Linked DNA regions of Mus musculus: all the other regions are linked to region 2. Evidence: chromatin loops called from intact Hi-C (ENCODE). Cell type or tissue: heart. All regions are shown on one strand.

Region 1 (8,000 bases), 150 kb before region 2:
AAGCCAAACCAGGCAGGCTCTAGCACTCAGACATGAATGCAGAACTGCTTAGGGATTGACCATGATGCTGAGGCAATCTATCTCCAAAGCCTCCAGGAAGCCCGCTGGGTAAGCCCTCTCAGACTCAGCCATTAGTAATTGGCTGAACAATACATATCAAAGCACACATATAGTAGCTGGCCAGCCTCCTTCCACACTCCACAATCTGTCTGCAGTTTGTGTGTCTGATGTATTTAGCTATCACCAGAAGTGTTGGTGTAGCAGGCCGGCAGCGGCTATGTGGAGACATGTCCTTGAAACCCTTACTGAGGGCTCAGCCAGTAAGGAATGGGAGGCTGAAGCAACAATGGTCTTGCTTTTCCAATTATGAAGAACCCAAGTTTTCTGGTAAAATGTACTATGAAGTAACTGTGAAGTGTGTATCTCCCTCCTCTGGCCAGGCTGTGGATACTGCATCGAGTCAGCTTACCACCTCTTCACTGGACTTTTTGGGGTGCGGGGTGATGCACTTCCTGTTGGCAACTCAATCCCACATTTCATGTACGTGGCTCCCTACCTTCATGTCCTGACCCTCTGGGGGGTGGGGCATCCGAAGAGGCTCATTTTCTCAGGACCCAAAGGACCCAGCATACAGGTCGCAGGCTCCTTACCTCCCTCTGAGACACCCTCTGACTCCCCTTTGAAGTTTATAAAATAGCATTTTTCATGAGCTCCCGATAAAGCCTGGCCATTTTTCTTGAGCTTTCAAGAATATTTATTTGTTCTTTTCCCTTCTCAAAAAGTGCTCCCGGCTTTGGGCTTTGTAAGAATGTACACAATAATAAACAGGATGCTATAAATAGCTCAGACATTCCAAGTATGTCTAACGATTCCCTCCCTGCATGTCTGGCACCACAGCCTGCAGACTCCAGCATCCTCGGATTAGGCTGTCAAGGTGGTTTCAGAGGTTAAAAGCCGTCTATGCAGACCCACAGCAAAGCAGCGTTAGACACTCTCCCAGAATGCTCCACTTTATCTACAAAGCCTGGCATTTCAAGAGCTTCGGTGTAGGCAATCAGCGGCTAGATCTCAGAGTAAAGCCAACGGCCCTCCCACCCTACACTGATAACTGCCTCTTTCCCACGGACCTTCCTCTGACTAACCAGGGTGTAGATGCCACAGTGCTATTTGGTCCTCAGAGATAGGTGGCACCCTTCCAAGATTGCCAAATTTTTGCCAAGGGAGGAAAGGTACGTTGGAGGTTTAAATAATTTGTCTAGATCACACAGGCAGAAAAATAGCAAGCCAAGATACCAAGGTCAAACTTTCTAGAAAATTCCGCCATCTTTCCCATGCCGCTTCCTGTCTCTCAGGCAACAGTACTGTATCCTCTGGTGGTCACGGTCACATCCTCATTTCCCCATGCCCTGCTTCTCGTTGTCACCCTGTCTACTACTGCCCACAGCAACAGTACCTCCTTTGTGTTTCAGGGCCATTCTGGAATTTGCTCAGAGACTTCCCCTTATTCTCAGCCTCTGCTCTCGTCCCAGGAGAGTGTTTGAGTGGCTGACCCTCAAGGGATCCCAAACTCTTCCTTCCTTCCATACCGGCTTCTCCTGTAGATCAGTGTGTTCTGTTATTTGCCCTTTGTTCCTTTGTGGGTCTCCTTGGAATTGAACACTCACCTCAATTCAGGTCCATTACTCCTCCCCACCCCCACTCTGCCTCAGTGTCCCTGATATGGGGGGCCTTAAGGAAAACTGAGGCTGTTCATTGTCTAAACCTTATACAGTTTTGGAGGGGCTGGGGATTAAACCCGGAGCCTCAAGTTGCTGAGGCAAACTCTTCAGGCTGTGTTCTGTCCCTAGCCCGTGTCCTTCCTTAATTGTGCTCTGATCATGGACTAGAGGGAAGGATCCATGGACTGAAGGTTGACCGTGAGAGCAGCAGGCAGATAATGGCTAACATGACGAAGGCTAACAAGTGACAAGTGAGGAGGGAAGGCTTGCTCAGGTGACACCAAGACTGAGGAGCATGGTTCTGAAGGTGACAGATTGTCAGCAGCCTTTCACAGTCAGAACCATCCCATGCCTGATGTGTGGGAAGAGGGTCAGGATGGACTTAGGCAATAAACGTCACTGCTCAAAGGCCAGAGAGTGTGCTCTCTGTCGCAGGCTGCTCGTTTGAGACCATCTGTTGATTCCCCTCTGGCTGTCATGCAGTAGATAACTAAGAAAAAGATGCATGGCGCATAGCCTAGGCTGATCCCCTCACTAGCCTGTGGGCCTTGTCCCATCGGAAGCTAAATAAATAAACTGAAGCTTGCTGCCATGACAGAGCCTCCTCAGGCTTCGGGTATCCCTAGGGGGTTAGGCACTGATATCTTTCTCTTCTCTGGGCGTTCTTTTTGTGTCACTGTCATCAGATTAAAACTTACATTTTTTGGGGGATGAAACATATCAGTGGATACGAGTATTAATTTTTTTCCCCAGAGAATCTGAGTTTGATTCTGAGCACCCATGTGATTGTATATGTATGTATGTTTTGCCTACATGCATGATCATGTGCCATGCCTGGGGTGTTCAGATAAGGGTTATCAGATCCCCTGGAATTGGAGTTACAGTCGTCGGTGAGCCGCCATGTGGGTGCCGGGAACTGAACTGGAGTCCTCTATAAAATAGTACTCTGGTCAGTACTCTTAACCACAGAGCTTAACTCTCCAAGCTAAATAAAATACTATTTAAAACTACGTTTATTGTGTGTGCATGCATGTGTGTTTGGGTGAATACTAATACTATATGGTGTGTATGCTGAGGTCAGAGGTTAGAGGTCAGGAGTCAGTTCTCTTCTTCCACCATGTGGATCTGGAGGGTTGAACTTAGGTTGTCAGGCACCTTTACCCCCTGAGCCATCTCACTAGCCCCTAAAGTGGCTCATTAATGGCATGGCCTGAAGCTAAAATCCTCTCTCTCTCTCTGGGTGAGTGTCTAAGTCCCTTCTTTGTTGGCTTTGTTAACTTTTTGTTCTCAGTTCCCTTTCCCTCCCATTCCTTACGCCTCCCATCTGATGATTTTGCCTTCTGCATTTCTTTTCTGAGTGTAACTGAAAGAGATGTTGTTGGTTGGAGTTTCAGATTACAGGAGATGAGGAAGTATCTAAACTACAAGGAGAGACTTTCCCTCGGGAGCAAACCGTCTTTTAGGTTACAGTTGGGCTGTGCAGTCATGCGGGTGATGGGAAAATGATAAATGGGATTTTGTTGGTAGCTCTCAGGAGTACTACGGATAGATTTAAGATTGCTGTCTCTTTTGGCCTTATTAGAGAGTTTAGGGACCTCAAACCGAGGGTCATGACCTCTCATAGCTAGGCCAGGCACTTCTCTTTACCTTTCTGAACTTGATCCTTCCTCTCCAGGGGCCTCTCCAAATGTACCATTTATTTGCTGGCTTCCTTGGTCCACAGCTGACCCCTCCTCCCACTGAACTCAAGCATAAAGCTGGTCAGCTGTGCGGATGCATCCTGGGGTTGTTAGGAACCTCGTGGACTTCTGTATATTTATTTTGCAGGGAGTTTTGTTGTGCTTTTGTTTGTTTGTTTGTTTGTGTTTTGAGACAGGGTATCTCTGTATAGCCCTGGCATAACCATGCACGTGGAACCCACTCTGTAGACCAGGCTGGCCTTGAGCTCACAGAGTTCTGCCTGCCTCTGGGATTAAAGGTGAATGTCACCACTGCCTGGTTCTTTTGTAACTATTGTAAACTGGACTTTAAATCCTTGAAGATGGAAAAACAAAACAAAACAAAGATCTTAGTTATAAGACAGGTGTATGATTCGGGGCTGTAATCCCAGTTACTCGAAAAGCTGAGGCAGGAGGGTCATACTTTGAGATCAGCTGGGGACTTAGTGAGACCTTGTCTCAAAATGAGTAAACAGAAGGCTGGCAATAAATCTCGGTGGCAGAGAGCTTACCTGCCTAGCACACGGGGATTCCTAGGCTCAAGGCCCACAACTAAAAACCCAAAACCCAAAAACCTAAGTTCCTTTTGCCAGTTCACACATAAGACTTAGAATAACACCTTATGAAGTAAATCTCTGTCAGTAGAAAATAATCATTGTATTCTGGTTTTCCTAAAGATTAAAACCAATTTTGATGGAGTAACATTTGAGATTGTTCCCACCTACCTGGCTAGCAAGTCAATAAGTTCAAGTTTGGACATCCCATCAGGCAACAGGCGAGGAATCGCGGCAACACAGGTCCTGAAGAGATCTATCTTGGGCTTTCTCTCGCCCCTAGAGTTTGAAGACAAAGTTTAAGCAAGTCAAAAGATTATGAGAAACCATTTAGACTTATGTGTTTATGTATTAGATGTATCTAGGCACAGGCCTTCTAAGTACAGCCTGGTGCTGGCCCCTAGCATTAGCAAATGTTTATCTCCTCAGAGTTTCACGAATGTCAATGGAATTTTAAAAGTCTAGATGCAGGTGCTGGAGAGATGGCGCAGATGTTTACAGCGGGGTGTGCTCTTACAGAGGACCCAGGTTTGATTCCCAGCATCCACAGGGAGGCTCACAACCATCCCTAACACTAGTTCCAGGGGATCTAATTTCACCTTCCAATATTTACAGGGACAATTGTACATGTGGTACACACATACATACATATACATACAATTCACACACAAAATAAAATGAATAATTCTAGTTTTAAAAGGTCAAATAGTGGCATACACGTCTAATTACAGCCTTCAGGAGGCAGAGACAGGTGGATCTCTGTGAGTTTGAGGCTAGCCTGGTCTACAAAGCATGTTCCTGAACGGCCAGGATACAAAGAGAAACCCGGTTTTGAAAAACTAAAAAAAAAAAAAAAAAAAAAAAAAGTGGAAGTCAAATCTCATCAACACATCTGTTTAACCACCCTCGGAGACTCTGGCTTGACCCCTCCAGCAGCACATCCTGCCTTCTTGGCCGCACTCACGTGATCATATCTTCCGGCTCTTTGTTTAGCATCTGGACGTTGGTCAGCATCATGCACCGCCCCACTTCTTTATCAAGGTGCCTTAAGATATTGCCTACGGCCTTGCGGACTTGAGAGTAATACAAGGACATTCCTGGAAAATATGTGTTAGCCATATTGTCAACTAAATACGTCAAAGAATCATAACCTGGTTTACACAGGGTCTACAGCATTTCTCCTGCGAGCGGGTCCTCTGTGCCTGTGCCTGGGATTTCCGTGAGTGCAGAGCTGAGGGTAGTTCCGTCTCTGTTTGCCTGGCTCCTAGTGCACCACCCCACACTTTGGAGATGTTTGCCAAATAATCATTGAGACTTACTTAAGAAGAGCTGTAATACTTTTGAAATGGTTTGATTGGTTTGTTTGTTTGTTTGTTTTGTTTTTAAAGATTTATTTACTATTATATCCAAGTACACTGCAACTGTCTTCAGACGAACCAGAAGAGGGTGTCGGATCTCATTACGGATGGTTGTGAGCCACCATGTGGCTGCTAGGATTTGAACTCAGGACCTTCAGAAGAGCAGTCTTAATTACTGAGCCATCTCTCCAGCCCTTGATTCGGTTTTATTTTATGTATGTGAGTGCTTTGTGTATACACATATATGGTGCACCACAGGTGTGCAATGCCCTCAGAGGCCAGAAGACGGTGTTGTGTCCTATGGACTATATTTACAGATAGTTGTGAGCTGCCATTGTGGGTGCTGGGAAACCACTTGGGGTCCTCTGTGAGAGCAATCAATGCTCTTAACCACTGAGGCAACTCTCCTGCTCCCTATTTCTAAAATCCCAATGAGAAAGACTTCATGAAAGTTAAGTAATTAATTTTGCTTTATAAATATTATGTTTCTGAAGAACAAGAAAACCTACCAGCATTAGCAATTATATTATAAATGATAATTCTTATTTGGGGCTGTTTAATAGCTGTAGAGTGTACACTGAAATGTGTGTGCAGAGTCTTAGCAAAATAAACTACTGACTTCACTTATAAACTGTAAAATGCTGGAAATGTACTGCTACCATTGCATGTGCTATAAATATCCTTACAGTTAGAAGACAGCAACACACACATACTCACACACACACATACTCACACATACACACACTCACATACACACTTGCACACATTCACACACTCACACTCACACACTCATTCACACACAAATACACTCACACACACACACACACACTCACACACACACATACACTCACACACACACATTCACAAACATACTCACACATACACACTCACAAATCAAACAAGAATTGGTACATATCATATTGTAGCAAAATGAGTGCCAAGAGTCATGCCTTACACATGAAAAGTCTTGAACTCCTGAGCCTAAGGAGACCAACGTTAAAGTGAAGAGTTCTGCATGTGTTCTCTCATATCTCTGGAATTTAGGGACTGTTTATAATAGTTTCTAAATCTGAGTACTTAATGTTTGTTTGAACAAACAAGCATTAAAAAGAATCACCTCTTTGGACTCAGGAAGATATATCAGAAAGAGAAAAATTCTCCTGCAGTATTTGTGGGACTTGGCATGCTTACAAAAGAAGGGAAGGAATTTTCTTTGAAATATGAATTAATGAAAAATTATAAATAAGATTATTTGCCAAAATACACAGATATTGTGGAAACTTACTGTACAATGTAGATAACCAATAATGAATATTAGATGTTTACCTGGACCCAGATGAAGGCCAACATCTAAATGGCAAAATATTTACCTGATAGTGCTAAAGAGTTTGAAGGGCTCCAAGATTGGAACCCACTGGGAATCAGTCAACAGCTGTGCAGGAATGTCTCACCAGAGACTTGCTCATTTCTCTCTTTCTCTCTCTCTCTTTCATTTTTTTGAATGCAGCGCACTTACAGTAAGGACCTGCTAATGATTTTCAGGGGTTCGTACCCACCTATCATTTTGGCTTCCTCCTCAGTGAGTGTTTTACTCAAGTATGTCTTCTTCACTCTCAGGGTGTTTCCTGAGGGGAGCACGGCTCCCGTCACTGGCATGGGCGGCTCGCCATCCTTTTGTTGTAGGCTATCAGCAATCACCAGGAACGCCCGCAAACCGATGTTCATTCTCTGGAAGAGACACAAGGAAAGGCTCAGTCATCTAGAAGAATCCGTCAGGGTTTAACTCGAGGATAAACAGGCAGGGAGATGCTCGCCAAACCTAGAGGGCATGTTTGAAATGGGCACGCATCTGTTAAAGGGATGTGCGCGTGCGTGCGTGCGTGCGTGCGTGTGTGTGTGTGTGTGTGTGTGTGTGTTACTTATTTATTTTGAGATAAATAAATCACTGTGTAGCTCTGGCTGTCTTGGAATTCATTATGTAGGTCAGGCTGGCCTCAACTCACAGCGATCAATTTGCCAAACATTAGATAGAGCTCGGGGAGTCTTATGGAAGAGTTGGGGGAAGGACTGAGGCACCTGAAGAGGACAGGGACTCCACAGGAAATCCAACAGAGTCAACTAACCTGGACCTTTGAGGGCTCCCAGAATCTGAACCACTAACCAGAGGGTGAGCATGAGTTACACCTAGGTCCCCCACCCTTCACCATACACATGCAGCAGATGTATAGTTTCGTCTTCATGCAGGTCCCCCAACAACTGGAGCAGGAGCTGTCCTTGAATCTGTTGCCTGACTGTGGATCCCATTCCCCTAACTGGGCTGCCTTGTCTGGCCTCAGTGGAAGAAGATGTGTCTAGTCCTGCAATGAGTTCATATCCTGGGGGGAAGGGGGAAGCTACCTATAGCAGGGCTTCCCTTCTCGGAGGAGAAGGAGGGGGGGGGAGGGTCTGCATGAGGGAGTTCTGGGAGGAGAGGAGGGCTGATATTGGGATATAAAATAAATAAAATTTTAAAAAGGTATGCCCCACCATGCCCAGCCAACATTAATTATTGATCTCTGATTATATTATTTTTATTTTTTTAATCTGTTTTTAAAAGATTTACTTATTTATTATATGTAAGTACACTGTAGCTATCTTCAGACACACCAGAAA
Region 2 (8,000 bases):
CAATGACTGCTCTTAATGACATCATCACTCCATGTGTTGCTTGGGGTTAGCAATGACTGCTCTAGATGCAGGTCCCATTTCTCCCAATGGTAACAGCAGCCTTAGAGATAGAAATCCTCTTTATTGATTTTATTTGTGCGTAGCTGCACCCAAGATCCCAATAATGTTATGATATTGGAGGAGAATTTTTAAAGATTTCTTTTTACTTATGGTTATGTGTGTGCCTGTGTGGATGTATACCAAGCATGTGTGGGTGCCCACAGAAGCCAGATGAGAGTATAGGAGCCCCTGGAGCTAGAGTCACGGGAGGTTGTGAGCTGCCTGGTCTGGATGCTGGGAATCAGACTCAAGTCCTCTGGAATGACTGAACCAGGCGCTCCTAACTACTGAGCCACCAATCCAGCCCCTGGAGAATTTTTTTTTAATGAGGAAAATGCCACAGAGTGTAAAATATTGCTGGCGTCCTCTTTCTTACATTGAATTAATAATAATAATAATAATAATAATAATAAATAGTGTCAACAAAGAACTGGTCCCAAGTAGACACAGATCATTAGGGTGTTTTGCTTGGTTGGTTTTGGTTTGTACAACTCGGCAACGAATAGTTTGTTATCAACATCTTACCAATGAGGTCTATTAGACATTGCTGTGTGTTATTAATGAAAGTGTTAGCCATTCTTTTGAAAATAAGGTAGGCATCTAGAAGACTTTTTTTTCACCCAACACACCAGCTTAACTGCCTGACTGTGTGGAACCTCATGGATCTTGGAAGATGTAGTCTTGGCTTCAGAAGCACGTCAGCAAGGAGCAAGCTAAATAGTCACTACCAGCATAGCATATTTACCACATAGACTCACGCTCCTTATAATGCAGAGTCAGACCTATTAGCATCCTCAATGCTCATTCTCACTGGGTGAGCTTCTTCAGATTTAGGTTTGGTCATTCAATGTCGGGCAAGAGCCATGCTGCTGTTTCATAGACAGGTGGCAGAGTTACTTGAGACTCTGCAGGTGTGGAGTTTCCTTGAAACTGGTTTTTGCATAGGACTACTATTCCCTACATCTCCTCAGGAAGGCTGGGACTTGTTTAATTTGGAGTGTTAGCAGGAGTTGGTCCACGATTCAGAAAATTATAATGTTGAGAGCGACGCCCTATCTTCCTGACACTTGGTCTGTACCTGGGTCAGTGTGCGCAGTCAAGGCTGCTCGACAAAGGAGGCCACATCTACTTGTCAGATTGACTTCCTAGGTACAGGGGGGAGATCAGGAGCATGCTAGCATTCTGAATATTCACTAGGGATGGCTGTTCTTATCTGTCAGGGGCTGCAGAGATGGATCAGCAGTGAAAAGCACTGGATGCTCTTGCAGAAGACCTGGGTCCTGGTCCCAGTAGCCACATGGCCTCTCACAACCATCTATAACTCCAGTGCTAGGAGAATCTACTGCCCTCTTGTGGCTTCTGCTGGTACTAACACATATGGTGCATAGGCACATACACACACACACACACACACTTACACACACATGATGATCACACAAACAAACATTTCAAGAGCCTCATTATATAAAATATGAAAGAAGAAACTTTCCTCTTAAGTGAGTATTCTACACACAGATTCTTTTGTGGTATATAATTTTAGGCTTTAGGGTATACACAGGGAGGATTCGGTAGGAGCTGAGTCACATGGGCATCCATGGAATTTTAAGAAGGTCATGTAAGAACATGATGGCTGGGCATACAGTTAGAAAAGTTATCTGAACAAAACTTGCAGCTAAAAACAACTTTTACTGGGAAGAAAAGGACAGTGCAAGTCCCCAAACATATGAGCAGCTAAAATAATTTTAACTCTTCTTTCTTTGTCTTCTTAACCCTATCTCTGAAGTAGGAAACACATTTCTTTTGAGAAGCAAATACAATTTTAGGGTTTTTTTTTTCCCTTAATAGAAAACAAAAAAAAATTTCACAGAGTTTAAGAAAGACAAGCTGTTCTCACTGGTGGCCCTTTTGAAGACTCAGTACATGTGAGTTTGGCCTCTCTGAAATGGACAAGATCCTGGCCCGATGTTCCTTTCTGAAGCGACACCTGATCGTCCCTGTGGCTACCAGGTGGAGACACTCAGCAGGCTCTTGCATGTAACTGGGTCACTCTGTCACCGAGCTACTGCCACTTTTCCTGAGATTGGATAAACTATGTTTTCAAGCCCAACTGTGTAAGCCACATTCTCAGAGGGAAGAGGGAGTCTACAAGGGGATACAGAAATAAAGCAGAATTAAGACCAAGAAGCAAATTTTCCCCTGGGCCCCGCTCTGCAAATAATTTATTTTAAAGGATGAAGATTATATCTCAAGGGGCTGGAGAGATGGCTCAACAGTTAAGGGCACTAGCTACTCTTGCAGAAGACCCAGGTTCAATTCCCAGCACCCACATGGCACAGAGTCTGCCAATCCCGGGGCAATTTGAGAGAAGCAAAGCAAGGACCCGTGGAGTGGCCTGATGATGGACTGCCCCTCCCCCTCCCCCTCCCCCTTCCCCTCCCCAGGAACCAGAACTCAGAAAACTTCTGCCAGGTAGCAAAACACAACATTTCTTTCTTTCTTTTTATTTTTTATTTTTATTTTTCGGGACAGGGTTTCTCTGTGTAGCTCTGGCTGTCCTGGAACTCACTCTGTAGACCAGGCTGGCCTCGAACTCAGAAATCTGTCTGCCTCTGCCTCCCAAGTGCTGGGATTAAAGGTGTGCATCACCACTGCCCGGCAGCATTTCTTAAGATTGATCCTTTATCAGAATATGCCTTGGGAACTTGAAGGATAAATAGTGTTTAGGCTTTGTTGATACAGTAAGGAGCAAATTTAATTTCAAATATATTTATAGTCATAGTTATTTCCATAACAGCATCTGCTAGGGCAGTGGTCTTCCACCTGTGGGTCTCAACCTCTCTGGGATCATATGTCAGACATCCTGCATATCAGTTATTTACATTACAATTCATGACAGTAGCAAAGTTACAGTTCTGAAATAGAAAGGAAAATAATTTTCTGGTTGGGGAATCATCACTGTTGGCATTCAGACTTGGGAAGAACAGCTGAGGTGCATATTTACGTACCAAAGAGGACCTGGCCTCCAGGTTCTCCCAGCGTCGGGTCCCTCAGTCCCTACCTATTTGTTACAGGATATGCTGGCATACCCCACCCTCTGTCCTGAATTTTACACCCCAGGGGCTGGGCTTCTCCCCACTCCCCAGAGACATTTTGGTGGCTGCCTCTCTCTTCTCCATCTGTGAGCACGCTTTCTCTCTTTCTCTTTTCCTTCCCCTGTCTCCCTCTGCATGGCTTCACTCAGCCCCTCCTGTGTGGTCAGTGAACTTGCCTGAGAGGTGCCCCAAATAAACCTGCCTTTATACTTTAATTTGGCTTGAATTGGCTCACTTATCAACCACAAAAGGAGGAACTGAATTATGGGATTGCAGCCTTGGAAATGTCGAGAACCACTGTGCTGGGGCCTGGTACTCAGTGGGTAGGACTACACACGATCTCATCCCTTGTCTGCAATATCATGATGGAGCTGCAAACGGGGGTGGGGGGAAGGGACAGGTCCATCGACTAGTTATGAATGCAGAACTTGGAAAAACCAATACTACCTCTGAAATAGGCAGTTGAAAGAAGACTCAGGTAAACATCACTGACATAGGTGAAGGCTCAGTCACTTCCCTGAAAGACACCACATCTCACTATGATGTCTTGGCAAACCCTGGCTAGCAAAGTCACATTGCCACCATAAAAATATTCTGAGTCTGATGTAATCCACATGAGCCTGACACACAACTGAGTGGGGATAACCAGATTATAAGACAAATATATATATATATATATATATATGTATATATATATATATGTAAATATATATATATATTTCTATACATAATTATGGGTATATGTATATATTCCCTTGCATAATTATGGACACACACACACACACATGAGCTTGAGGTACATTCCTTATACTGTTCACCTCCCTACCCCTGCATCCCAGAGCCTGTTTTTTCTTCTGAAGCAGCCAAGTGTACTCTTTCCCTGCCAGGCTTAGCAGTGGGCCATGGTTCCTTCCAATCAGAGTGGATGATATGAGCCAAGGCCAACTGACACCCCAGTAGCTTTCAGGGACCAGAGGTTTTATATATATATACATATATATGTGTATATATATATATACACACACATACATACATACATACATACATATGAATTAAAGAGATTATATTTCCCTTCTGTTAGGGAAGAGAATGCACACACCTTTGAATACTTCAGGAGTTTGTGCTCTGGACAGAGTGGAAACTCCCCAGCAGAGAAACAGGTGTTTGCCCAGGACATAGGTCCCTACCAGGGAGCGGTCAGCCAGGCGGGGCTGTGCCCAGCTTCGCGGACACTGCACAGGGCCCAGGCAGTGTTCATCATCCCCTTTCGATTTGCTTTTCTTACTACAGTATCTGCCTGGGTAGAGTACCAACAAATAGCAAACGGGTTGCTCTCCTACTATTTCCTCTTACTTGACTTCCCTTTCTGAGGCTGAAGAACAGTTGAAGGGCGGCCCCTTGGTCCTCCATCCCAGGCTCCAGAAGTCCTCTGCCCCACGGGTTCCCAGTTGTATCTACAGTCTATTCACTTGTGTAATGAATACAGCCAGGGTCTGAAAGCCAAGTTAACAGTGAGGCCAATAAGCCCCTTCCCCAGGCGACTGCACTGTCTACCCGTGGAGGAGGTCCGCCTTTCTCCTGTGATCATTCTCAGACTTCTGAGTTCCCCAATGGGTGAGGAGCCGAACATTCTGGAAGGGGAGCTGCTCACCTCTTCTTCAAATCATACTCATAGTCTCTGCAGCTGCATATGGTGACACCTAGTGGCGGCAATTAGCACAGAAGGAGAGAGATGCTTGAAGCCATTGACCCACCTAACATCACCAGCCTGTCTTATTGGATCTTAGTCCACCTTCCTTACGACAGACATCGTCCTCAAAAGGCTGAATGACTACTGCGGGGTTTCTTACTGCCTTTTACATCTGATAACCATACTGTGATACGGCTGCACAATAAAATTAGATCTTCAAAGAAATCTCCTTGAGTCTAACTTTTTCATTACAAGGGACGATGCAGTACGCAGAAATCACAGAAATGTCTTCCAAAGATGCCCCACCGCAGCCTCCTAACCTCTGGGAAGCATCACCCCTGGCTGACATCAGTCATCAGAAGTGAACTTCAACCTGGAACCATCCGGGTGGGCCTCCAAAGACAGACAGTGCCCTCTGCCGGGGAAAGACATGCAAGGCCCCGGGGCAGCGGGGAGGGGAGGGGAGGGGTGGGGAGGGGAGGGGGGCGGGGCAGCGGGGCGGCGGGGGTGGCCGATTTGGTATGCCCCTGTGCTGTCATGGTGAAGGTGCCATGAGAGAAGGAAGAAATGCCTCTCAGATACCAAACAGTACTTTCTCAAACTAGTTTGTATTGAAGGGGCAAGCCCCAGAGTGGTGGTGTTTTGAGATGGGGCCTGTGGAGGGTCACTAGGATTAGATGACGTCATGGGGTGGAGCCCGGGGTCTCAGAATTACTGCCCTCAGAAAGAAGAGCCTGCAGGAATCTTCTTCTACATGTTTCTCTCTGTGTTACGTGACTAGACAGTGACACAGTCGTCATCTACCTTGATAATACCTAACTAGGCTGGCACACTTCAGAGTGGCCAGAAAATAATTGTTTATTGTGTAAGACACGTAGCCCGCGGTTGATACTTGGTTACAACATCCAAAGTGATAGCCAATAACAGGAACCACCTCTTGTAAGTACTGGCAGTACTTGGTGTGAGCCAGGAAACAGCCTTCCCAGAGCCTCTAGGGAAGAGTTCAGGTTGGTCAAGGCCTTGGTTCTGACCTTGAGCAAAGGGTCAGGCTTCCCACTGTGTGAGTACACAGTGTTGCCCAACGGTAGAAAAGCAGTACAGGCGGTTATCAAATTACACACACAAACACACACACACACCACTTTTCCCTGGTGCTAACCTCAGCTCTCTGTTGCATCCTCTCCTTCCTAGTTATTCCAGGGCCTGCCCACTCACCCACCTCGAGCCTTCCCTGCCTTTCATCTGGACTTCATTCAGTCTCCTCAGTGGAGTCCTGCCCTTTTCTCCAAACATAGGCAATTCTGCCAGACCTTCTCCATACCATAGAAGACAGAGTTCTGTACTCTAGAAAGATATTTCTAGCAAGGACATGCTCACTAGCCCGGGGTACTAGGCATTTGTTTGTGTGTTTGTTTAGTTTTTTTTGGTTTTATTTATTTTTCTCCATTCTAGCTATATTATTTGAGGAAATTTTATCCTGCTATTATTAGGTAAGACGCTCTTTCCTCTGTGATATGGCATTTATGGCCAGAGTGGTTGGCAGCACAGATGTCACAAAGCATCTCCGCTTGCATCTCCATTGCAATATTGACTTACATTACCCTTGTATCAGGAAGAAGAATTTACTCATCTACTGGAATCTGAGACTGTCTGAGTGACTTGTTATTGTAGGGCATGGGGACTGTGCCACCAGAGGAACTAGCATGGAACACGTGAGGTTGGGCATGTCCAAACTCCAGAAATCTCAAAAGCTGAGATTAGAATCTCACCCTGAGACCAGCAGGAGTGTGGTAGCTCCCTCCCTGTTCCATGTTTGCCTGGGAGCAAGGAACCAGGCAAGCCTCAACCAGGTGATCACAAGTAATCAGTCAAATCGCTCAGCGCCTGAACTCTTCCACGTGCAGATGAGGCATCTCAGTACCCGTAGCCTTCAGCCAATGACCTTTTTCTTCCCTGGATATTCTCACACCTTTCTCCAAACTATATAACCCTCGGTTCACCCTGAATGGAGTGTATGTGTTCAAACCTACCCCCATAAAGAAATATGAGCAAGCTAAGACTGTCTTAGAGAGCTGCTTCATTAAAGATCATCAGAGAAGGCCTTCTCTTTCCTCTCACAGAGAGATGACTTTAGCACTGGGAAGAAGCGATGTGTCCCGGGCACTCATTCCCAACCAGACTGGGATCCTGCTCAACCTAGACTGCCTCCCCCACCAGCCTAGCTGAGAGTGGCATCTGACCTGCTAGAGGCAGAGGGGGACTGCAGACCCCACCCCTTGGGACTTACACAAGCGGCACCATAGCCATAACTAATGGGACACAAGCAAAGGCCACGTTAGGGCAGAACAACTTTTTCTCTTGCTTCTGGCAACCTTGGTCACTCCATGGACAAATCAGTTCAGCATCATGAGGTTAGATATCTATGGAGACAGCCCTGATGCCTTCATTGCATGCTGAGGTTTCAAGAATGTGAAAAACAGCTTTATGTCCAAGCCAAGGTCACGCGTGCATGCACACACGCGCGCACACACACACACTCATACACAATACACACCTACTCAAACACATACACAACACACACTCATACATATACACAACACACACATTCTCACACACACACTCATACAATACACATATATGCAAGCACTCACATACACAGACACATTCATGCACACATATTTACTCATACACCTATACACAACACATACTCTTACACAAACAACACACATACACGCACAAACATACACTCACATACACACACAAGTATGGGATCGTGGTACTGTGGAGACAGAAGCAATTACTGCCGAGACCTGGGACTCACAAGTCAGACTGCATTTGAACCTGGAGTTCATTTTCACACCACTTAGTCCAAAATACATAAGGCCTTAGATTTGGTTTTGAGTGACTCTTGACTGAGAAGGTCCTCAAGTAGTGTCCTGATAGAGGGACACTGCTTTGTTTTGGCTGCAAAGAATCCCCATAAAAAAATCCTAAAGAAAATATTTGATGAAAAAAGTTGAATCTACCCCCAAGGAGTTAACAAGCTAACAAGGAGTTAACATTCAAGGAAATGTGGGATATAAAGAGTAACTTTTAGAGGTGCTAGAAAAGTGATGAAA
Region 3 (8,000 bases), 56 kb before region 2:
TTTTTTGAGACTATCTCACGTTATGTTGGCTGATCTCAAAACCCTGATCCCCTGCTTCTGTCTCCTAAGTGCTGGGTTTTACAGGGTGGTACACAACTCTTGGCTTATCTTTCACTCCTTGTACAGATGCCAATTACCCAACAAAATAAACCAAAGAGAATAGAAAAACAGGCTAACCGCCCCCCGTGTATGTGTGTGTGTGTGTGTGTATGTGAGTGTGTGCATGTGCAATTGCACACACGCATGTGTGTGCATGTACAAGCTTGAGTGTAGAGACCAGAGTCTACAAGAGCTGTCTTCTTTCCTTTTTGAGATAAGATATCACACTGAACCCGGAGTTCACTGATTAGCTAGTCTGGATGGCTACTGAGCTCCTGGGACGTGCCTGTCCCCCACCCCTCACTCTCTCACCTCACCAGCACAGAAACTCTTGTCTCCATGTCCAGCGTTTTCATTGAGTGCTGGAAATCTGAACTCAGGTGCTCACGCTCACCCACCAAGCCCTTTACTGACAGGGTGGAATCCCCTCAGCCAATAGGAAGGAGCTACCTTTCACGGTGGAATTGAACTTGATTCGGACCTATATGCTTCCCATATAGTAAATGGAAGTCTTTGCTGTTACCTTAAAAGACAGGCAACTGCCACTCCAGAGGGAGCTGATGGGAAAGACTAAAAACCACTGCCTATGGTCATGATTCGGATTAGCTCGAGTGTCACTATATTCGTTGATTTTTTTATTCTATCACCTTGCTTTCTTCATATGAATTACAACTGCTAAACAACAGCCATCTCAGAGTCCTGCTCTAAACAACAGCCATCTCAGAGGTCCTACTTAAGAATCTGTCTCTTAGAAGTTTTAATTTTTTTAAAGGCAGAAATGTCCCCAAAATGAAACCCAGCCGGCTGACATCCGGAGAGTGACTCCGCATACTTTTTTGAGAGAAGTCTCATTATACAACCCAGACTACCCCTGAGCTCTCAATCTTCCTGCCTCAGTTTCAAGAGGGATGGTATCACAGGTATGTGCTATCATGTCCAGCAAGAACAACTTCTTTGATGATGTCCTCTGTACTGACCTATTCCAATTTACCTAACCTTTCCCCCCCCTCTCTCTCCCTCTCTCCCTCCCTCCCTCCCTCCCTCTCTCCTTTCCTTACTTCCTTTCTCCTCCAGCACCCCACCCACCCTCCCACCCATCAGCCTTCACCTCACTATGTAGCTGAGGGTGGATCTTGGGTCTCGGATGTTCCTGCCTGCGTGTCTAAGCACTGAGATCATAGGTGTGACTACCCTAGTCTGACTACTGCTGGGGATTGAACCAAGGGCTTCATGCAACCCAGACAAGCAGTCTACTACCTGAGCCACATCCACTGCTCCATATGGCCATTTTCTCCTCTACAGACAGTATTAAGAAGCCCGTCCTCCAGCTGCAGTGTATGCTGAACTAAACAACAAATTACAGGGGAGGGGTGGAGGGAGAAGGTCGCTGACAGGGTGAGGAGACAGCTGTCCGACTGTCAGCAGATGGCCAGCAGTGATAATAAAATCAGAAGACAGCAAAAAAAAAAAAAAAAGCAGATTTATAGCCCATGAAGAATAGCAACTTAAGTACATTTTAATCATAAGAAAGGCAGACTTTGCCAGTTCAAAAACCCTGGAAATAACAATGCATTAAAAAATTTTTTAATAAAAAATATGTCTAATGTCTCAAATTGTTTGGGTGTAGATGGTTTTCTCTACTACGGATGCATGGGGGAAACAGTGAAGCAATGTAGAAAGAACTCCATTTTAAATCATTATTATACATTGAAATGATTTGACATTTGCTAAGGATATACGTCAGGAGTAGAAGAAACTGGGGTTGGAGAGATGGCTCAGCAGTTAAGAGCCCTGGTTGTTCTTGCAAAAGACCTGCTTTTGAATCCCAGCACCCACATGGTTGCTCACAACCATTTGTAACTCCAGCTCAAAGGAATCCATCCCCCTCCTCTGCTCCCCGAGAGCACTGCATATCTGTAATGTACACATGGGCAAACCACCATATACATAAAATGAAAACGAACCCATTTTTAAGGCCTAGAGAAATGGCTCAGTGGCTAACGGTCCCTGCAGCTCTCCCAGTGAACCCCAGTTCCATTCCCAACACTCATTCCACAGTTGCCCTCACATATTGGGATGAATGGCTTTAAAGGTTTTTTTTTTTCTTTAATCCTTAATCTAATTTCATAAAATTTTTCCTTTCCAGTGGCAACACACGCTGGTAATTGAGGCAGAGGAAAGTGAGTTCCCGGCCAGCCAGGCAGGTAAGATCCCCATCTCTAAACACAAATAAAACAAAAGCCAGGTAGCAACACGGGCAAATGCTATTCAGTTTAAAGTCAAAGGCCACGCCCCCCCAGGACAGGAAGTTCGCACACTTACAGGAAGGGGTGTGGCCAACAGAGATGTTTAGAAGCCCGGAGCCCAACTAAGCTTATACTGATTCTCAGGTAATTACTTCCACTCCCCTGCTTGCTATAGTTTCCCTGCCCTATTATGTTATGAGAAGCAACAAAAGTAGTTAGACACCAGCCTAAGTACTGCTGGAAGAAATCATATTTAAGAACCACTGAACAATTGGGGGCCTGTGGGTTGGTCCCCTTCTCCCTGAGGCACTGGGTAGGAGTTAGGCACCAGTAGATGTGAGGTCAAACATGGTTGATACCAATGATAGGATAATACAGTTTTTATTGCTTATTGTTAGCACTCCTGGTATTTATTAACTGGTAAATATGCAGAACATTGACTTCCTAATTGACAGCTGTTCACCCTTTCCTGGTGCCCTGGGCTGTCTTAAGTAGAGGCCTGTCACTCAGCCAGCCAGCCAGGCTGCCCTCATGCTGGCACCTGCTGCTTTACAGCCCCGAGGAAGCCATGTTATGTGAAGGCTTTGGTACAAACCCATTCTCAAAGACCCAGCCCAGGCCAAGATTGGTCAAATAATTTGTAACATACTCACCAGCCTTTCTGCTAAGGAGAAGCCTCACTGAACTCTAGATGACCCTACAGGCTTTTCTGCCCAGCCCCCACCCCTTTAAGGGGGGGACTATAGGGGGAGGGGCAACAGGGAACACCACACTTTGCCTCCTTGCCTTGACAGACTACAGTAACTCCTACAAATGGGACAGTGCGGTGACGGTCTACCCATGAAGGGTATGAGTCCCTCCCCTCCAGTCTACATCAACCAGCTGTTCTGGTCACCTCCTGAGAAGGCTAGGCGAACACTCTTTTGGGCTGACTTTCCTGGTATTGCAAAATCAGGCCCAATAAAAAAGGCTTATAATCCCAGCACTCAGGAAACTCCTAGGTATGAGGCTAGCCTGGGCTACATAGTAAGTTCCAGGCCAACCATTATATAATGAACCCTGTCTGAAAAAAAAAAAAAAAAAAAAAAAAAAAAGAAACAAAAAGGGTCTTTCCCCAAGTGGTTTTACTTCTCTCTCTCTCTCTTCCCTCCCCCACCTCTCTCTCCTCTCCCTCTTTATCTTTCCTTTCCTTCTCCCTCCCTCCCTCCCTCCCTCCCTCCCTCCCTCCCTCCCTCCCTCCTTTCTTTCTTTCTTTCTTTCTTTCTTTCTTTTTTTCTTCTCTCTCTCTCTCTCTCCCTCTCTCTAGCTCTCTCTCTCTCTCTTTCTTTCTGAACCAGGGTCTCCTCTGCACTTCAAGCTTGTCTTGAGTCCACTTAGCAGGCCGGGCTAGCCTCTTCAGTGTCAGAAGAGCAGGTATGAGCCACCACACCAGGTTTCCCAATGCTATTTTGCGCACAGTAGGCCAAGCTAGTAAAAGCAGAGGAGGCAGGGCCGGGACAGCAGTGGCAGAGGAGACGCAGTGGTGGCTGCTCAGCTGTGGCAGCTGCATGGACAATGTCAGTAAGGACCACAGGTCACAGCATCCTAGGCCCTAGTGCTCCATTGCCAACTGCTACCAAAGGTCAAAGGTCGAGGGATCCCGATCTCCCTGGTCTACACAAAAGGTTGTGAGCATAGGGTGCTGAGAGAGCTAGATGTGGGGGTGGAATGTTTGTGAGATCTATGCCAATAGAGGGCGCCACCTGCCACTGCTTCTGTGCATGGCTACCATCTGGTTATCAAAAGCGGGGTTTGTGGGGAGGGCACAAGCTGCCAAGCGTCTGGCAAGGCAGCTCAGTGGGTAGAGGTGTTGCAGTACAAGCCTGAGCTCCTGAGCTTGGTCGTGGTGTAAAGGTAAAGGCGACAGAGAGAAGAGGCTCTGTAAAATTGGCCTATGACTTCCACACACAGGCCACAGCATGCGCATGTGTGTCCCCACACCAATAACTTAAAAAACTGCCTCAGACTAACACCTAAGCTTCTCTTCTACCCCGATTTCTACTGAGAAAAGGTGACAGACCGCTGGTCAGTTGTTGGTGCCGTCACCCACACAATCCAAATCCTTCAAGTGACAAGAAAGGCAATCAATGGATCTGTCGTGGACGCATTCCTCACTGGCCTTAGAAACCCAACCCGTCTCCAAAGTAAGGCTTCGCAGTATAACCCACGCTGCATTGTAAATGACTCTCTCCCTCCTCAACAGCTTCTTTTTGCAGCAGACAGAGACCATTACAGAAAGTCACTATTCATGGAAATGCAGGAAACAGCTAATCAGGGGGCTCCCCACTCCCTGTGATGCATCTACAGTCCAATCCCTAAACCTAAGCCTCGGGGAACATTTGGAAGATAGGGTGAAAGAGTACAAGAACCCAAAAAGCAGGATGTCTGATTCGAGATAGAGTCTTCTAGACATCACAGGGAGCCACAGCCATGAAATCTCAACAATATGGCTGCTTATGGCAGCTCTATACACCAAGGCCAGTTAACAGGCCAGCATTTGAGAATGAGGCGGATCTCCTAAGGCCTTATTCCTAGATGAAGAGCTACAGGCAATCGATGGCTTCTAGAAGAGGGCGAATCAGTCTCTGCCTGGAATAAGACCTCTGAATGGTTATCCATTCCCAAGTGGTCATATAGTTATGTATATGTGGTTATAAGCAACACTAAAGGGACTCAGTAGGTTATATTCATTAAAACACACACACACACACACACAAACCCAAATATTTTAAAGGTAAAGTTTTAGAACCAATCTTAACCATTAAATGATTACATTTAATTTGTCCAATGATGTATATGTCAGTCTTTCTAAAAATTTAGTAGATACACGTATTAAGATATAGATATAAGGGCCTGGTAGTGGTGGCTCACGCCTTTAATCCCAGCATTTAGGAGGCAGAGGCAGGTGGATTCCTGAGTTCGAGGCCAACCTGGTCTACAGAGTGAGTTCCGGGACAGCCAGGGCTACACAGAAAAACCCTGTTTTGAAAAACCAAAAAAAAAAAATCTGGCAGTTCTTAGGAGATGCCAGTGTTAAGAAGATTGTATCTCTCCATTATTCTTCCGTGACATAGCCTAGTAGAGAATACATTCATTCAGTCGAGGTTTCAGGACCAAGAGACCTCTGAGGCACGTTAACAAGGCCTTGGAAGACCATTTGGTCACGTGAGCAAACATCACCTGCAGCCTTGCCTCAGTCCTGCCTCAACGGAAGCAAGGGCAAGCAACCCTGGGCAAGACAATGTATCATTGTGCCTGGGAAGAGAGTCTTTCAACAGACTGCCAGCCTTGGTCTAAAGACACACTCGGAGAACAAAGGCAAGCGAGAGCCGTCAACCAGGAGAGCCTCGTGCAAACACTGGCATGTGTGGTCACAAGGTGTGTGCCCCTGAACCCTAGCCACCAGGAAGGCAGTGTTCTTCCGACCAGGTGCACCTCCCCCACTCACTCATTCACTCAAAATTCCCTGTGGTCTTCCAAGGATCAACCCTTCTCTGGGAAATGACCAGGTCCACCAGCCTCACCTTGGTGAGGAGACTCGGGTGGGAATTTGTGTTAGCAAGAAGGAAAGGGAAATGGGAGCAGAAGCTCCTTTAAAAAAAATTTAAAGTATTTTATGCATATGGGTGTCTTGGGGGCATGTACGTCTGTACGCCACAGGCACGCAGCACCCTTGGAGGCCAGAAGAGACTGTTAAATCTCCTGGAACTAGAGTTACAAACAGTTGTGAGCCTCCTCATGAGTGCCTGGGATTGAACCCAGGTTCTCTCTGCAAGAGCAGCCAGTGCTTTTAAGTACTGAGCCGTCTTGCCGGCCCCTGGAAATTGTTTTGCTGAAAGCACTGACTCCTTAAGTGTCCTTAAAGGGTTAAACGGTGACTCTGAGTCATCTGGGAATCCAGGAATAGCAAACCTTCACAGGGCAAAGAGGACAACTGACCATGAGCTTGAGATGCCCTCTAAAGAAGAAGCACCCATCTGCTAACAGCCACCTTGACCCTCAAGCAATGAGGACTCACAGGACCCCAGCAGAAACAGTACTGGACCGAGTTCCACCTTCATTCCTTCACTAGGCGTGACCTTGCCCTGTGCCACAATTCTTCCTCCATGGAAGTCATCACCCTAAAGATGGCCCCAGGGCTCGGCGGGAGAGCATCATAGAAGATGGAGCAGGAAGACTGTGAGAGTCAGAAGAAGCAGATGTCTGTAGAGCATCTGCCAGACACGGCTGTGGTGCAGCTGGACACAGGAACTCAGAGCTGTTCAGATTTCATGCATAAGACCTGCATGAGATGGAGGCACCTAAACCCCCGGTGTGGGAGGATGGGGGAGAGATGCATGGACTCCCACACCTGAGGAGATACTGGCCACAGATGGCTGCTGGGGAGGAAAACTAAGGTTTCTTTAGAGAGGTGGCCCCTGAGCCACATCTGTCCCATACTCATGCACATATGGGCAGCACTGAATGGACTTGGTGTATGTGTGCATGTGTGTGCACATGTGCATGTATGTGTGTCCACATGTGTGTGCAGGTGTGTCTGTGTGTGTGTGTACATGTGCACATGTGCATGTGCGGACTCAGTGTGTGTGCATAGTTTGTGTGTCCCATATGCATGTGTGTGTGTGCGTGTTTGTTCATATTTGTCTGTATGAGTGTGTATGTGTGCACATGTGTATGTGTGTGTGTGCATGAGTGTGTGCAGAGAGAGAGAGAGAAAGAGAGAGAGAACAAGAGAGAAGAGAATATAGACTCAGTTGGGAGGGATAGGGAATGAATTGGAGAGGAGGGAATGGGGACGTTATTGGATCCAAATACATTATACACATGTATGAATATTAAGCATCTTTAAAAGGGGTCACTAGGATCCTTTATCCCTTCCAAATGTCACCACATTGAACAAATTTCTCTCTCCCTTTTATGATTATCTGTCTGATTAATCTGTCTGTCAGGATGGGAGGCCACACCTGGCTTGTTAGGATTGCTGGAGCCTAGGTTTGTTTTGTTTCGTTTTGGTTTTTACCCTAAAAAAAATCCTGTTACAAAATACCACAGCGTGTTTTTTCTCTCAGACATTTTCTCTGGTGGTTTTCATTCTTTAGCTCACAGATCTCTGTGAGTTCCATGGTGTTTGTGTGATTCCTGATGTGACCTTTCCCATGCTCCTGTCTTAGGGTCACTATTTTAGCATGACTCTTGCCCTGATTCTTAACTGCTAAGCCATCTCTCCCTCCAGCCCCAGATGCACCATTTTTAAAGGTTCTGTTAGTGATTATAAGGGGACCCAGGTCTGAAAGGTAGCCTATGGGAGATAGTCACTAAACATGGTTAATCGAGTTACTAGGTGATTGTCTCCCATTGCCAAGGAATGCGTAAAACAGTTCCCCTTTGAACAGAGCTGTCTACCTGCCAAGTTCTAACACACACACACACACACACACACACACACACACACACACACACAAAAGAGAAGAACAACAACAAAATCCCATGAGGTTTGCTCAGACATCCCCTGTTTGGTTCTTCCCTTCAACAAGTCTTGCAGAGTTTATACCTCAAACTGTCACAAAATCCAGGTGCTATACAAAAATATATGTACTATACATGCATAGATTAAAA

Evidence for each region. A loop is a pair of places that touch in the nucleus more often than their neighbours do. Peaks named below come from ENCODE experiments on the same cell type or tissue, not always from the same donor. Only the 100,000 strongest peaks of a DNase experiment are listed, where the experiment ranks them.
Region 1: it touches region 2 in a loop (2.1-fold over the local background); 4 of 42 quality-filtered maps call a loop at or near these places.
Region 3: a loop joins it to region 2, with 2.0 times the contacts of the local background. A loop is called at or near these places in 4 of 42 quality-filtered maps.

What each region holds. Positions count from the first base shown.
Region 1 is chr5:150,377,885-150,385,884 of GRCm38, reverse strand. It overlaps Fry (FRY microtubule binding protein), which reads right to left. Exons shown (of 61, transcript NM_172887.2): 15 at 6,905-7,076; 16 at 4,955-5,087; 17 at 4,162-4,269. Among named protein-coding and RNA genes, the nearest start is that of Gm36299, 26 kb to the left of the region's middle. In heart, no CTCF peak of the experiment used is centred here; no DNase peak of the experiment used is centred here; H3K27ac peaks cover 3,057 bases.
Region 2 is chr5:150,230,244-150,238,243 of GRCm38, reverse strand. It overlaps a transcript of Fry not described here. Among named protein-coding and RNA genes, the nearest start is that of Fry, 26 kb to the left of the region's middle. In heart, CTCF peaks have their summits at 1,436 (motif pointing left) and 4,907 (motif pointing left); DNase peaks (open chromatin) are centred at 4,853, 5,283 and 5,893; H3K4me3 peaks cover 553 bases; H3K27ac peaks cover 754 bases.
Region 3 is chr5:150,285,869-150,293,868 of GRCm38, reverse strand. The region is part of intron 1 of Fry (FRY microtubule binding protein); the gene reads right to left. Among named protein-coding and RNA genes, the nearest start is that of Fry, 30 kb to the right of the region's middle. In heart, a CTCF peak has its summit at 4,079 (motif pointing right); no DNase peak of the experiment used is centred here; H3K27ac peaks cover 1,947 bases.